Regions from separate parts of the Homo sapiens genome. Here region 2 is linked to region 1. The links are chromatin loops, found by intact Hi-C in ENCODE. Cell type or tissue: A673. All regions are shown on one strand. Links, peaks and the distances in the headings refer to the core of each region. The heading gives the core; the rest is flanking DNA. Region 1 overlaps CC2D2B (coiled-coil and C2 domain containing 2B). Region 2 has its middle 19 kb from the start of OPALIN.

The links. Hi-C counts contacts between places; a loop is a spot of excess contacts. Peaks named below come from ENCODE experiments on the same cell type or tissue, not always from the same donor. Only the 100,000 strongest peaks of a DNase experiment are listed, where the experiment ranks them.
Region 2: a loop joins it to region 1, with 10 times the contacts of the local background. A loop is called at or near these places in 27 of 110 quality-filtered maps.

The regions. Positions count from the first base shown.
Region 1 is chr10:96,016,003-96,018,920 of GRCh38, forward strand. It overlaps CC2D2B (coiled-coil and C2 domain containing 2B), which reads left to right. Exons shown (of 35, transcript NM_001349008.3): 30 at 199-312. The region is part of intron 2 of ENTPD1-AS1 (ENTPD1 antisense RNA 1); the gene reads right to left. Among named protein-coding and RNA genes, the nearest start is that of CCNJ, 26 kb to the right of the region's middle. In A673, for the core only: a CTCF peak has its summit at 1,381 (motif pointing right); a DNase peak (open chromatin) is centred at 1,399.
Region 2 is chr10:96,338,715-96,341,632 of GRCh38, forward strand. No RefSeq gene overlaps it. Among named protein-coding and RNA genes, the nearest start is that of OPALIN, 19 kb to the right of the region's middle. In A673, for the core only: CTCF peaks have their summits at 1,766 (motif pointing left) and 1,969; a DNase peak (open chromatin) is centred at 1,767.

The DNA of each region.
Region 1 (2,918 bases), core at 103-2,602:
TCCAAGTCAATGTTCTCTTCCTCTAATGCCCTAGCAAAGCTGGAGCTGTCTGCTCTGCTGTCAACTTAGCAACTTGGTAAAAATAAATGTGTTTGGAACTGGAGTGAGTACAGGTGCTCCGCATCAGTTGGATGCTTGCGTTACTCAACTTTCCCGCACTTTTCTTTTTTTGTTCCTATTGCTTTTGTTTTGTCTTAGCACTGCATCAGTTTAGCTATCGGAAATAAGGAGGAGCATGCCATCCTTCTCTGTAATTTCTTTCTGTATTTTGGAAAGAAGGCACTGGTCCTCTTGGGAACGTCAGTGTTAGAAGTAAGTGCTGGAGTTCATATTGAAATAATGTAAGCAAAAGGAAATCAGATTTCAGCTGCAAGTTTAGAAGACTTCAAACCCAGGTTTCCATCTCTTCACAAACTAATTTGGAATTTCATGGGCAAGCAATGATTAGTTAAGAGGATAATGTTGGTTCATCAAAATTTTTACAATGTAAAGACTGATTTCCTTTTGCTTTTCTCCCCTGTAAAAGAGTACTAAAAATAGTGCTACATCATAGGGTTACTGGGAATATTAAATTACTTAGTACATATTAAGTGACTGAGAGCAGCACCTGGACTCAATAAAGGTGGTGGTGATGGTGGTGGTAATGTAGTAATAGTTATAGTGTAGTTGTGGCAGCTGTTATCCATCGTTACCACCATGATCATCATATGGTTTTTGTTTTTATTTTTGTTTTTTGAGATGGAGTTTCGCTCTTGCTGCCCAGGCTGGAGGGCAATAGCGTGATCTCGCCTCACTACAACCTCTGCCTCCCGCGTTCTAGTGATTTTTCTGCCTCAACCTCCCGAGTAGCTGGGATTACAGGCACCCACCACGCCCGGCTAATTTTTTGTATTTTTAGTAGAGATGGGGTTTCATCATGTTGGCCAGGCTGGTCTTGACTCCTGACCTCAGGTGATCCACCCGCCTTGGTCTCCCAAAGTGCTGGGATTACAGGCATGAGCCACTGTGCCCAGCCCATCATATGTTTCTAATAAGTGTATTTTAAGATCTGTAAAAAAAACACTTCTCCTCATGCTCCATTGCTGAGGTTTTAATCTTATAAGAAGTGAGCCAGGAATTAATGTTTCCCTATCTGAAATGTTTACAGCTTAATTTATATGCTTCTTCTACATTTGTACCACCAGAAAGCTATCATTTCTGAACTGTTTCTAGCCCTACCATGAGTATCTTGCTAAGTGTCAGTATTTACAGTCTTGCCTTATGGTTTTTGTCATGATGATTTATTTCCCTGTATCCTCTCGGCATTGTTTATTATTTCATTGCCAAGCTTGTTAACTATTAATAGAAGTTCATTCCCTCTATATGATCTCCTGCCGTAGTTGTAAGTGCCACTAGATGGCAGTAAACAGTCAACAATATTTTGGCAACTATTAGCGTTAGTACCTGTGGACCAACACTGCAGGAGGTAGCCCTGCACAGTTTCACCTCAGCCATGGGGTTAAGGTAAAGCCTCCTCTTTACTATAAAGATGATGAGCACAGTGACCAAGAGCAAGGGCTGTGAAGTCGAGGAGAGCAGGCTGCACAGCGTAGTTTTAATAATATGGGTTTGGGGGACAGTCAGACACAGGTTTAAAATGCAGCAATTGCTGAGCATGGTGGCTCATGCCTATGATCCCAGCACTTTGGGAGGCTGAGGAGGGAGGATTGCTTGAGCTCAGGAGTTCAAGATCAGCCTGGATAACACAGGGAGACCCCACCTCTATAAATAAATAAATAAATAAATAAATAAGCCAGGCATACTGACACATACCTGTGGTCCCACATACTTAGACTGAGGAGGGAAGATCGCTTGAGCCTGGGAGGTCGAGGCTGCAGTGAGCTATAATGGCACCACTGCACTCCAACCTGGGCAACAGAGCAAGACCCTGTCACACACACAGACAAAAAACCCAGCAATGCCACTAACTGTATGATCTCAGCCTTGTTTACTTCTCTGAGCCTCAGTTACCTCCTCATGAGACAGGAGTAATGCCACTCACAGGCTCTTTTGACAAGGCTCTTAACCTCTGATTCTTTATATGAAAGATGGGCATAATAACCCTTCCTCCCAGAATTTGGAGTGAATGAAAGTGACAAAGTTAGTGTTAATTCTTAGCATAATATCTGATGCACATAAATACTCAATAAATTAAATAGTCTCATTATTATTATTACCTAAAAATTTTTATTCTTTGGTAGGATAGGCTTACACTACAAAAAGTCTTATCTTTCAGAGCAAAATAATAACAACATAATAACTACTTTTTATTCCTCAGACTGGTTTCCTGCATACTTCCCTTTAGCTTCTAATTGCAAATCTTGTTCCCAAATTTAATTTAATGGCTTTTTAACTTTACTTGGTTTTGTCAGAGCCTTAAGCCAGTTTCCATTTCCTATCTCTGCCTGGTGTTCACCCTCAGTCTCCAAATATATTCTAACCAAAGCAGGGATAGTCCATATAGCATCTTGTATGAATTAGACAAAAGTGCCCTACCTCAAAACACTGCAGTACTATCTGTTGGGAAACCCTTGTAATGCACTGATTTGTTAAAACAGCAGCTGTGTTGCCATCGGGGCACACTCTGCAGGACCATACATGACAGCACTGGCTCACAAGTTGTTTCATCTGAATCCTCATGCTAACCTGGGGCTGAGGATTTCTGGAGCTTTGGTTTGTTTTTTCTTTTTCTTTCTTTTTTTTTTTTTTATTTCAAAGAAAATGTAAAAGCCCTCAAAAAGGCTTTTATTTATTTTTGTTGTTTGTTTGTTATTGAGACAGGATCTCACTCTGTCACCCAAGCTATAGGGCAGTGGCATTATCACAGCTTATTGCAGTCTCAACTCCTCAGGCTCAAGCGATCCTCCCACCTTAGCCTC
Region 2 (2,918 bases), core at 265-2,764, 320 kb after region 1:
TCCGTTCTGGAGCTTGTGGAGGAGGGGTGCTGCCTCTGGACTGGCTCAGCTCGGCTCAGTGCCTGCTCCTTCCCGGCCATCATACAGCTGGTTCCCTAAGCATCCCAGCACAGGACCACATAAAGGATGTATTCTCCCTGCCATCGTGCTGAAGGAAAGACAATGTCCTAAACCATCAAAGAAATATCTCCCTCTTTTTTCCATCTTGGAGCTTCTGTCTACACCTTATGGCTCAGTCTCTCTCAGGAAGTCAGTCTCTCTTGGCTTCTTATCTGAGGGCACCCAAGGGAAGGGAGGGAGCCCTGGCTGAGGGAAATTTTGGAACTCCCAGGCTCCAGACCCATTCTTTCCTCCTGCCTCCTCCAGGAGGCATAGACCCTTTGCCTTGAAGGGAGTTAACAGGTCATCTGTTCCAGCTGCTTCCGTGTCTTCAGCCTGCTAAAGAGCTGGGAGGCCCATGACGACCGTTTTCCCTTCCTTCCAGTCCCTCTGGGAAGAGGATATTGGGAGATACAATACCTTTTGGCTATTGTGACTAATGCTGCTGTGAACATTGGCCTACAAGTATCTGTTTGAGTCCCTGCTTTCAATCCTTTTGGTAGGGACCTAGTAATAAAATTGCTAGATTCAATGGCTATTCTATACTATGTTTAACTCTTTGTGGAACCACTGTACTGTTTTCCATAACAACTGCACCGTATTACATTCTTAACCAACAGTGCGCAAGCGTTCCAATTTCTCCACATCCTCAACACTTGTTATCTTCTGCATTATCTGTTTTATAATAGCTGTCTTAATGGGTGTGAAGTGGCGGGTGAAAACTTTTGCCCATCCTGGAACCCAAAGACAGTCCAGGCTGAAACTAACACACTGAAAGGGCCTCAGATGGTGTGTGTGCCTGTCACATCTTGAGTTGATGGCTAAAAAAAGCTGGGGACAACAAGAGGGTGGACAGCAGCCACCCCCACTGGCCTCAAATCCCAAAATCCACAAAGTATTCTAGTCTTTTCTGCTGCCCAGTGTTTCCCAGTTATGACATTCAAGATTATTCTAGGTAGTAAGTAGATGAATATTTTCATACTGATATAATCAATAAATATTTATTGGGTGCTTACCATGTCAGTCATTTTTCTAGGCACAGGGCATAGAAAAGATAACAAAACTGTCAAAAATCTCTGCCTGTATGATTATAAGCATAAAGCTTATGTTCTAGAAAGGTGTTTATTTGTGTTCGAAAGGTGTTAAGAAAATGGTTCCTTATTGATGGTAGTGATATAAAGCTTCCTTTTTGGAATAGGTTTATTTATATAAGAAAAGCGACTCAAGGTCAGGGAAATCATTTAGGAAATATTACCAGTGAAATGGGGGAGTGGCAAGAATGAGGAGAGAGGGACGCAGGTGGCTGACATTTGGGAAATGTGCAGGTGGCCTTGTCGCCTTCACTGAGCAACTCCCCAGCCCTGTTCTCTGGAGGTCCCCACCACACAATAGCCCCAGGAGGTCCATGCCAGAGGAGTTTCCCCATCAGAGAACCTCACAGATTCTAAATGCTACTTTCCTTATTTGAAAAGGCCTGTTGGAGATTCCACAAATGCCATGTCTTTTTTTTCTTTTTTGCTGTAAGCCAGAATTTTTATCAGTTCTGGACATGTTTTTTTTTTTTTTTTTTTTTTTTTTTTGCCGTAGGCCAGAATTTTTTTCAATTATTGTGGTGACTAGTTACCAGAACTCAGCCTTCGCCTGTGCCTCCTACTTTGGCAGCAGAGCGCCCTCTGATGGCTGACAGAAGAATCCTTGGAGGCAAGCACAGTATGATATAGCAGATCAAGTAGGAAGCAGATTATCTGTTAAAAACATTGGAACTATATGTAAGAAGCCATGGATCACCGATGCTCTATTTGTTCACTTTTTTCCCAGCCTTTTAAATCTGTGTTTTATTTGGGGTAGTTTTTATTGCTGTATCTTCAAGTTTACTAATCTTTTCTTCTGCAATGTCTAGTTTCATTAAACCTCTCCAGTATTTTATCTCACACATTATAGTTTTCATCTTTAGATGTATGATTTAGTTTTTAAAAACTATCTTCCATGCTTCTATTTAACATATTCAATTTTTCCTCTAGCTTATTAAATACATGGAATATAGTGTAACTGTTTCAATGTCCTTGTCTACTAATGATATCATCTGTGTCAATTTTGAGTCAGTTTCTATTAACTGAGTATTCTCCTCATTATGGGTCACATTTTCCTCCCTCTTTGCAAGCTTGGTAATTTTATATTGGATTCTAGACATTGTGAACATTGTGAATTTTTTCCTGGATATTTTTGTATTCCTGTTAATATTCTTAAACTTTGTTCCAGGATGTGGTTAATTTACTTGGAAACAGTTTGATGTGTCCTCATCTTGCTTTTGAGCTTTGTTAGGCAGGACTCATCTTACTTTTGAGCTTTGTTAGGCAGCACTAACGTAGTCTAATCCAGGGTTAATATTCTTCCCCACTACTGAGGCAATACTTTTCTCAGTGTTCTGCCTGATGCCTGGTGAATTATGGTGTTTTCTACTCTGGCTGTTTGGGAACAGGCACGGTTTGTGGCCTCCCACTGAGAGGCCTGGCCCATTAGAGCTTAGGGTATTGTTCCCTCTAATCCCTTTGTGTGGTTCTTTCTCCAGCCTTGGGTAGTTTTCTCACATGCATATGCTGATCAATGGAATAATCAAGAGGTCTCCTCTGTCTCTGTGCAACTCTTTCTCCAGTACTCTGCCCTGCAAATTCTATTCACCTTGGCCTCCATGGACTTCCAGCTCTATCTCACTAACAGCATGTGCAAAAGCCATGTGGTGCAAGGACCATGGTGTCAGAGAAAAGGCCCACGTGGCAGGAGGGCCATGGCATAAAATGAGCAGAGAGAAAGCTCTTGCA